3 separate regions of the Homo sapiens genome follow, and regions 2 and 3 are each linked to region 1. Evidence: chromatin contacts called from ENCODE Hi-C or POLR2A ChIA-PET data. All regions are on one chromosome and are shown on one strand. The core of a region is the stretch at or near the end of the contact, and the rest is flanking DNA. Distances in the headings are between cores, read along the strand shown. Region 1 has its middle 41 kb from the start of MAB21L3. Region 2 overlaps ATP1A1 (ATPase Na+/K+ transporting subunit alpha 1). Region 3 has its middle 14 kb from the start of ATP1A1.

Region 1 (3,167 bases), core at 233-2,732:
CCTAACACAGCTAGCCCCCAGCACTCTTGCCCTGCACCATACTTCACTCTCCCCATAGTGGTTTGCTGGTTCTCCTATTAGAATAAATATAAACTCTATGCCGGGAGAGGGCTTGTCTTATTCACTGTTGTATTATATCTCCGGCACTTGGAACAATGCTCAGTGGGTAAGAGCTCAATGAATAGTTGTTAAATAGATAATTGCATGAAGGAATGGATGAATACATGATTTTGCTCCATAATATGTATCTGCTTTGTGGCAGGGCTTGGATTTGAACCCGGGTCTTCTAATTCTCAGGCCAGGCTCTTTCCTCTACAAAGTAACATTTTGAGAGTCTGAAGAATCCCACATCTTTAGTTTTAGAGAAAGAAAAATTGCCTCTGGCTCCAGAAGCCTGTTTTCCCAGAAGGGCCTGGCTGTCCTCACTATGCAGAACACAGCTTGATGCAGCAGAGCTTGAGAATGCACACTCATGCTGCAGAGGGGCCAGCCTGGCAGCTCATCACAGCAGCCACTGACAACTGTGGGCACTGGTGGATACTTTGTAGCAGGTGTTTGCTGGACATGCCTAGCTTAACTGGGTTCCAACGTGCAACATGTAGACTGAACAACACACACACACACACACACACACACACACACACACACACACACACACACACTGCATTTAAACAAAGCACATCAGAAAAGAGTTCAGGCTTTCACCCTCCCTTCCTGCCAAGCACGGAGACAAACAGTACTGGTCTTGGTTCTCTTTGTCTCTGAGTCTAGACCATTCATTTCCTCTCATTCAACCAGCTTTATTTTTGGCGATGTAACTTTCTTTCGTGAGCATATATATTATGTTCTCAGACTTTGTAACCTATGAATCTCCTGTGAGGACCGACCTACGAATGCTCAGAATACAAAGGCCGGAGTGAGCAGTGCTCTCTGTGAGAGAGAATGTTACGGCAAATGAAAAAACCACCTTCACCACCTAAGCAGGATTCTTGCTTCTAATGCAAAATGTAACCTCCCTCTATAGGATGGATAGAGGGATATTAGGTTGAGCACTCAACACACTGGGGTGCTTACCACAGAGTACCCCAAAGTGTGGTTTAGGTCTGAGGGACCGGGTGAGCAAGGAAGGCTGCACCGGTGTAGGGACAGGCACAGTCTGGGTCCTTTGGTGGCCGGGGGTACAAAGGAAGCAGAGCCTGGGCTCCCATCCTCTCCTGCTGTCACAGCCCCTCCATGGAGGCCCTGGCCCTTCTCTCCTCCTCTCTCCTGCCTCTTTCCAGGATGTTCTTTGCCCCACAGTGAGATGTGAGGGGCATCAAGAAGGCTCCCTGCCATTGACTCTCTCTGTCCAGGGACCGCCATATGTGACTTGTGCTGTCTGTGACCAGGACGCGGGCTCTTGAAGGAGCAGCGAGGAGCAAGAGAGAGGGGAGCGGACGCCCCGACTCGCGCAGGGCTGAGGCTGGAGGGGAAGACTCACAGGGACTACGGTCTACGGGGAGGCCGCCTTGCGCGCCGCGGCTCGGAAGCGGCAGGGGGCGCCCGCGGCTCCTCGCGGCCCCGAGCCGTGAAGGGCTGGGGAAATTCCTCCCGCTGAAGGCAGAGAGCAGACTGGGACACTGCGGTTCCCGAGAGCCGCAGCCCCGCCGCCTCCGCCCACGCTGGCCCTCGGGAGGCGGAAGACTAGCTGACGGCGGCCCCCACACGCGCTCTGCAGCCTGGGGGTAACCCTCAGCCCACCCAGTGCCCAGCGAGGGGGCTCTGATCCACAGGCTCCGCCCAGCTCCCTGGGTCCTCTTTTCAGTGGGCCTCTTTTATTGCCTAGCACTGGGGATCGGGGTGGGGGGTGGACAGTTACCCCAGTATAGATACTGGCTCATCCGGACATATCTGTGCTGCTGCAGGGCACTCAGCCTCCTTCCCTGCAAGATTAGAGGGGCTGTGGAAGACAGAAGAAAGATGCTGTGCTCTTATGGACTCCTTTTCCTTAGACTAATGCCCACGGGGAAAGGAAAGGAAAGGGAAGGGAAGGGAGGGGAGGGAGTTAAGCGCTCCATCACCCCCAGGCCAGGCGTCATGGTAGGAAGGTCATAAAGAGGGTGGGTGGGTCAGAATGCTCCAGGAAAGGAAAGGATGGGACACCAAGATTTGCAGATACTGCCTATGTGCCTGGCACATATTTTAGGGGCTTTGTGCTTTATCTCATTTAATCCCCTCGGCACTCCTTTGGAGTAGGTAGGCAGCATAAACCCATTTTGCCAATGAACACTTGGAGGCTCACAGAGAAAAAAGAACTTGCCCAAGGTCATGGGCTGGAGTGGACAGAGCCATATTCTTTATGCGTTTGTCATAATGAGTTCCTTACAGTGCAGGTGACAGGAGAGACATGAAGGCACAGCCTACCAGGACCAGAAGTCCAGGAGGAAGACTCAGTCCTTCTGCTGGGCCCTGCAACCCTATGAGCCTCGCAGGAACCAAGAGAGAGGGAGTTGAGCAGAGAGGGACCCAGAGGCACCCTCTGTGGGTGCTGTTCCCTGACCTTGACATAGAGGACATTCCTCAACATGGATGTGGGTCAAGGTCCTTCCCTGATGGTGGAATGGGTGGAGCTCGTAGTGTGACAGATGGTAGAGAAAGGTGTTCTTACAATTGCCCCTGGGCTAACATTTTCCAGTTGTACCTTTGAACGCTCTAAAAAATCCTAAAAATCACTTTCACAAAAGTTAATCATTCACTCTGCAGGCCAGATGACCTTTGCTATGTAGTTGGGGTTTTGTTTGCTTTTTTTTTTTAAAGTCTTGTAGTTTGTAATTGGACACATATCCTTTAGGTGAAGAAGAAAATAATTTAGGGTCTAGTAAAAGGCTTGGTTTTCTTCTTGCCCTCCATCTCCCAGGAGTTTAGAAACATTTTCTCAGTGAGAGGCTATAAATTGAAGACTGAAAACAAATTAATCTTCCAAAGCTGTGGCCTTCATGGAGTACTATATACAGGAGACCCCAGGAGACAAAAACATACCAAAACCAAAAAATCAATAAAATCCAAGCCATCACCCACCCTGCACCTGATTCCTTAGGCCCCTGCTGTCATCTGGGTGGCAGCTAAGTTTACCAACAGAGAGGATTCTGGAAATTTCATTGGTACAGTACTCTAACCAGCTTTGCCCT
Region 2 (3,167 bases), core at 357-2,856, 240 kb after region 1:
ATGGTTATGAACAGCTGTTGCCTTCAAGGCTCATCCATTCTTCCTTCGTTTCCATTTCCTCTCTCTACCACCCACGTTGTAGATGCTCTTACAAGTGGGATGCCCACCTGCATGTGCTGCTGTGAGCAGGCAGCTCTGCTCAGGCCCCGGCCGCCACCCACTGGATGGCAGAGCACAGCGATTCATGTTGGCACATCCACCTGTCCAGAAATGCTTGGTGGCCATTCTTCAAAATCCACAAGTTGGTTGAAAAACAATCTTTGTTTTATAAAGCAGGAGAAACTGATGCATCTAGAACCTTTCCAAACGTCCAGTTAGTGATCAAGTGTTGGTGTGCCTGACTCCATTTCTGACCCTTCCTGTGTGGTCTTTAGAAGGATAAATAAGAAAACATGAGTTCTATATTTCTGAAATCTTGGTTTCTCTATTAAAAATCTGTTTTTTATTCAGTCAAAAAATTAATTGAATGTCCCTAATTATTGTGTAGAGCCACGGGCCCTAACTTGTCTTTTCCCTTCCAGCTGTACCTGGGTGTGGTGCTATCAGCCGTTGTAATCATAACTGGTTGCTTCTCCTACTATCAAGAAGCTAAAAGTTCAAAGATCATGGAATCCTTCAAAAACATGGTCCCTCAGGTACCAGACGCTTTGTCCTTCCCCAGTGGATGACTTGACAGCCCCAAGCATGTCAGCCTGTGAATTAGTGTGAAGTTAAGGTTTTCCAAGTATTACATGACTCATCAGAGAGATGGATGTCTTCTACCCCACCCAAAACCAACCTATTTTCCTTCTATCCAAAAAGTGGTAGCCTTTCTTTTGAATGTAAACTCTGAATACAGGCACACCATGTAACAGCAATATCTCTTAAACTGGCGAGCAAGCTTTTGTAACTTGTGTAAATAAAAAAGTGAATAATATCTTTGTTTTGTATTCAGGTAATTAGGATTATGACTATTTTTATTTTCTTGTTTTGGACACTACCTTCTCTTTGTTGGTATACTAACGGTGTAAATTGTTTCTTTTCCAAAGCAAGCCCTTGTGATTCGAAATGGTGAGAAAATGAGCATAAATGCGGAGGAAGTTGTGGTTGGGGATCTGGTGGAAGTAAAAGGAGGAGACCGAATTCCTGCTGACCTCAGAATCATATCTGCAAATGGCTGCAAGGTAGCTCTTTTATTTTAACAAACCTCATAGCTAGCTCTGCTGTTCGGGCAGCTTGATTTGAGGGGTACAGTAGCCCATGATAAGGCTGGTGTATTCACATGACATTTTTCTTCTTTTCCTCACATATAGGTGGATAACTCCTCGCTCACTGGTGAATCAGAACCCCAGACTAGGTCTCCAGATTTCACAAATGAAAACCCCCTGGAGACGAGGAACATTGCCTTCTTTTCAACCAATTGTGTTGAAGGTAGGCCATTTTTGGGCACTTTGAGCATGGCGTGGTATTTCTCTTGGGCATTAACAAAATCAAAACCATAGGCACAATCTCTTGTTTTATTGGCTCCATTTCTGAGAACTTGTGTCAAGCACAGAGCAGAGGTGTTTTCCTAGCTGGCAGGAAACCTTGTGGCAGTTTCCCTTCCCTCCACCTCCACCCTGCCTCTTCTGTCAACAACACCAGTCTGGCATGGGTGTTGGAGCTGCTGTCCTGCTACTGGAGAGAAGTCCCTTTGCCAAACAGCATGTACAGCCAAAGAGCTGGCCCTTAAAAAGTGCTTTTATCAACTCTTTTTGTTTTTTTAGTCATCCTATGTAATTGTGTAAAATCCGTGGCTTCCTTCAGGTTAGATACAATTAGGTACAGTTCTCCCTCCCCTTCTTTTTAAGGCACCGCACGTGGTATTGTTGTCTACACTGGGGATCGCACTGTGATGGGAAGAATTGCCACACTTGCTTCTGGGCTGGAAGGAGGCCAGACCCCCATTGCTGCAGAAATTGAACATTTTATCCACATCATCACGGGTGTGGCTGTGTTCCTGGGTGTGTCTTTCTTCATCCTTTCTCTCATCCTTGAGTACACCTGGCTTGAGGCTGTCATCTTCCTCATCGGTATCATCGTAGCCAATGTGCCGGAAGGTTTGCTGGCCACTGTCACGGTAAGAGGCAGGTGATGGTCACCCTGACTCAGATCAGCTTGCACGAATGTTACACTCTTCCGCTATCCTATTCTAAGGTATTGCCAACTTATGTTTTATTCTGGATGTTTGATATAGTTCTTCTTGAGAGCCACATCACGTGGTGAATTTTGACAGTGAGAAAACCTCAGCATTTGTTTATACGTAAGATAACCCCAAAGCATACATTTTGCTTTTAAATTATCACGTGGTCCTGAACAGTGCAGTGGAGAAAGGAGAAGAACTTGGGATCAAGTAGGGGGATAGAATATGGTAGAATCCTGTTATTATTTTTCTTAATAGATTGCTTTTCTGGAAGGAAGGGGAAGCCTCATGTATGGGTTCCCCTTATTATTTCTTCAAACTTCAGAAGAAGGTTGGAGAGATTTAATTTTAGACAAATTTCTTCCACATTAGGATATAGCAAGAATCTGTATAGAATTCCAGCCTGGTTGAGTGAAGTAATAATCTTCCTAATATTTTTTAGGTCTGTCTGACACTTACTGCCAAACGCATGGCAAGGAAAAACTGCTTAGTGAAGAACTTAGAAGCTGTGGAGACCTTGGGGTCCACGTCCACCATCTGCTCTGATAAAACTGGAACTCTGACTCAGAACCGGATGACAGTGGCCCACATGTGGTTTGACAATCAAATCCATGAAGCTGATACGACAGAGAATCAGAGTGGTAAGGCCAGGGTTACCACACACCTCAGCCACCTGCTGACTTCGCTTGGTTTTTTTTCTTTTAAGAAATTGCATGAAATTTCTTTTTTTTTTTTAAGCTCATGGCAGCTTTTTCTTTCTTTTTTGTTTTTTTTTTTTTTATCATTTAGTGAAGAGTCAAGGGTATGGGATATTGATTTTTTGCATGTCAGTAGAAACTTTAAATTGCCCTACAAACGTGACTGAAGAATGCCTAAAATGTGATTGGTTTCATTAATTGGGAAATGAGATGTATCACTGCAGATTTCTATGGGACTTTAATAGGAGAACTGAGAACACAGCCTTTGAAGTTAATGCATTGTTGTTCTGTTGTGTTTTCTTGCCTCC
Region 3 (3,167 bases), core at 335-2,834, 210 kb after region 1:
GCATACAAGATTTCTATAAAAATTGCTATATTGCTTTCTGGAAGAGCTATAGTAATTTACCTTCCCACACCAGCAGGGCAAAGGTTTTGTTCCAACTTATACTCAATAGCCCTTGGTGTTGTCTGATTGTGTAGATTTTGCCAATCTGATGGATTTGAAGTACCATCTCAATAGTGCTCTGTTGTGCTGTTCTCTGATTGATGGTTAGGTTGAGTATCTATGTCTTCAGGAGATTATAAACCACTCAGGATTCCCCTTCTGTGAATTGCCTATCCGCATCGTCTTTTTTTCTATCACTTTTTTCTATCTTTATTATTGCTGACCTGCATTAATCTCTGGTACATTCTAGCTATTGATACCTTTAAAGTTTTAGGCATTGCAAAGACTTCTAGAATGTCACCAGTCACTTGTCACTGTTAACTTTGTTCACGATGCCCTTCATTGAACACAAGTCTTTCATTTTTGATTAGTGTACAATTCGTCAATTTATTTCTTGACAGCTTGAGCATATGAGGCTTTATTTAATAATTTTTCTACCACCCAAGGGCAAACAGATATTCCCCTACATTTTCTTCTATTCACTTTACAGGTTTCCTTTCACATTTTGAAATTACTCCATTTTGAGCTTTTTTTTTAAATGGGTCAATATAGGGATTCAACTGTATTTTTCTCCCTATAGTAATACTTTTCTCTGAAGTATTTTCTAAATTGGCCTTTTCTTTTGCTATGCACTTGTCAAGCTGTCCCCATCATTACTTATTTTTCACAGATGCACAGTTTGATTTGGGGACTTTTCATTTTTCCCTTTCGTCTCTTTGCTTATTCTGCACCTAAACTTTATAACATCAGTTACTATGTCTTTCTCAAATCTCATTTTCTAGTAAAATGGTTCTATTCTTTTGTTCTTTTTCAAAATTGCTTAGTTACTCAAGAGCCTTTATGCTTTCTTATAAAATTTAAAATCAGTTTACCATAATTTCAGAAATTCCTACTGTGATTTTGATTGGAATTGTCATGAAATACATAAAACAATCTGGAGACAAATGACATAATAGCAACAATAAATTGCCCTAGTCATTTATTTAGGTCTTTTCTTTTTTCTTTTAATAGAGCAATAGAGCTAAAATGTTTTTCTCAGTAAAAATTCATACATTCTTTATTACTATAATACCAGACACTCTTGTTGCTTCAGTAAATTATATCTTTATATATAATTTTATAAATTCATGCTATATTTGATATTTGTACCCTGTGGTGTCTTCAGGGCTGCATATGAGAAGAGGGAGCCAACACCTGAGGGATATGCCCTCTTGTTTGTAATCATATTTAATATCTATATATTCATGCACATATTCAACATCTTGTTCCATTGGTAACTAGTGGTCCCAATAAAACTGGAATCTTCATTAAGATGATTACCTGAATACTAAATTTCATATTACTTTCCTAAAGACTTAGTTCAGTGCTATATACACATAGACAGGAGACAGCTATAGCCTGAGAGGTACACAGCTGAACTGAAATCAAAAGACTTGAGTGAAATCTTTTCTGTACCTCTGACTCTGAGCCAGGCCATAATCCCTCTGAATCTCAGCTTCCTCATTCCTAACACATGATTAATGAGGTTGTCACAAAAATTCAAAGAGAAAATAGATTTATCATGCACAGAATTTGACATGTGGAACCAATGCCCTGCTATTTGAATCTAAAGGCAAGAAATGCTTAAATCAGCTACAGCCAAAGAAGAGTAATGGCAGGAAAGCATTATAACTTCAAAAACTGTTTTCCAGTGGTTAAACATTATTACCAAAGTTACTTCAGTCAAAGACATCAAAGAAAATTTATAATCTTGTCTCCAGATAACATGTACGTTCATCAGTTGCGGCTGAAAAGAAAAGTTCCCACCACCCTGAAGACCATCACTGGCCCTGGACTTCCTAAAGCAGCCCAAGAAACATTTTCTCTGGAAATCTGGTCTTTTGTGTGAGAGTGAAAGCTACTGTGGGTGTTGCAATACTTTTCCTCTGCAAAGAGATGATTTTAGCAGAATCCCAAATAGCACAATAGAATTATCTGTATTCATATGCAAATAAGCACATTTTAAAATATAGTTGAAACAAATAGGAATCCCTTTTATTTCCAATCTCATCTCATGTTTCCATAATGGAGATACTGGGATTAAAGATGATTATAAAGTGAATGTAGATTTGTGAGAAGTAGGCTATCATGAGAAATGCTGGGGGTGTGGAGCCCTTGCAAACACTTCCCAGGATCCGAAAGCAGAAAGGATAGAGGAAAGGCATTAGACTAAGCCATGAGAGTCATGGCAGGAAGAGGATTTGAAGAATGAAGCTTGCAGCACTCTTGTTGAAAGACTGAAGGTAAATGACTGGGCACCTCTTCAATAGCAGCCCTCACTGACCACACTAACAAAAATATTCCCCACACAGCCCCACCTCCTCCCTAGTTACTCTATCATACCACCACCACCTGCTTCATGGTTCTCTTTGAGCTGATAACTATGTTGTATTATCTTGCTTATTTGTTTGTTTGTTTGTTTCCTTTGCTGTTATTTATTTCTTCCACTAGGCTGGAAACTCTGGAGGAACAGGGACATGGCCTATCTTGTTCATGTGCCTCGATCAGTGCTAAGCACAGAATGGACATTCAATAAATGCTATTTGAATGCAAAAAGGGAGTCCAGATCTATCAGAAATGAGGTAATAGCTGTTTCTTGATTTTTTTACATCACACATGGGCATTAGAGGATCTTTGTGGTAGGAAGTAAAATGAGAGGATAGAAACTTACTATAAGGTGCTTTTGTGGAACAAACAACTGTTCAGGTAAGTGCCATCTCAAGCAGTGCTTTGAATTGATCTGCCTGTAACCCTAGGAAAAAAAAAAAGGATGACCATACATTGGCCCTGACCTGTGAATCTACACATTCCTGGGTTTATCTTTCAGATAATTACTGTGGAGTAATATGAGACATAGAGTCTATGGCAATGGCCTTGAATAAATGAGTAATGCAACAAGTTATAAAGTTCTTAAAAGAAAGCCTGAGTATATCTCCTCATTCTTTTGTGCTTCTCTAGCCTATTTCCTTTACATATGGTGGCTGGAGTTGTGAGGGGTGAATTTCTATAAAGTAATAATCGATTGTTCT

Evidence for each region. Hi-C counts contacts between places; a loop is a spot of excess contacts on that map. ChIA-PET counts read pairs that join two places held with the same protein, here RNA polymerase II (POLR2A). Pooled maps may share reads with other maps.
Region 2: a loop to region 1 is called in a map of adrenal gland, with 2.6 times the contacts of the local background. The contact joins two enhancer-like sites. A Hi-C loop is called at or near these places in 5 of 168 maps with a recorded cell type or tissue (HepG2, PC-9, adrenal gland and 2 more), 1 of 37 single-sample maps with no recorded cell type and 7 of 50 pooled maps. POLR2A ChIA-PET finds 5 or more read pairs at or near these places in 5 of 52 experiments (A673, CD4-positive, alpha-beta T cell, GM10248 and 2 more).
Region 3: a map of A673 shows a loop between it and region 1 (4-fold over the local background). The contact joins two enhancer-like sites. A Hi-C loop is called at or near these places in 16 of 168 maps with a recorded cell type or tissue (A673, K562, MCF 10A and 11 more), 6 of 37 single-sample maps with no recorded cell type and 17 of 50 pooled maps. POLR2A ChIA-PET finds 5 or more read pairs at or near these places in 3 of 52 experiments (CD8-positive, alpha-beta memory T cell, GM10248 and GM12878).

What each region holds. Positions count from the first base shown.
Region 1 is chr1:116,150,654-116,153,820 of GRCh38, forward strand. No RefSeq gene overlaps it. Among named protein-coding and RNA genes, the nearest start is that of MAB21L3, 41 kb to the left of the region's middle. RefSeq lists a silencer at 1,434-1,853. Within about 2 kb of position 1,483, at least 20 of the 41 ENCODE cell types and tissues checked have a DNase peak (open chromatin) inside an H3K27ac peak, as active enhancers do; they include A673, where a contact is called at or near this core.
Region 2 is chr1:116,387,610-116,390,776 of GRCh38, forward strand. ATP1A1 (ATPase Na+/K+ transporting subunit alpha 1) reads left to right here. Exons shown (of 23, transcript NM_000701.8): 5 at 522-635; 6 at 1,029-1,163; 7 at 1,293-1,410; 8 at 1,830-2,098; 9 at 2,604-2,802. Among named protein-coding and RNA genes, the nearest start is that of ATP1A1, 16 kb to the left of the region's middle. RefSeq lists an enhancer at 2,617-2,676. Within about 2 kb of position 1,607, at least 6 of the 41 ENCODE cell types and tissues checked have a DNase peak (open chromatin) inside an H3K27ac peak, as active enhancers do.
Region 3 is chr1:116,357,652-116,360,818 of GRCh38, forward strand. No RefSeq gene overlaps it. Among named protein-coding and RNA genes, the nearest start is that of ATP1A1, 14 kb to the right of the region's middle. Within about 2 kb of position 1,585, at least 3 of the 41 ENCODE cell types and tissues checked have a DNase peak (open chromatin) inside an H3K27ac peak, as active enhancers do; they include A673, where a contact is called at or near this core.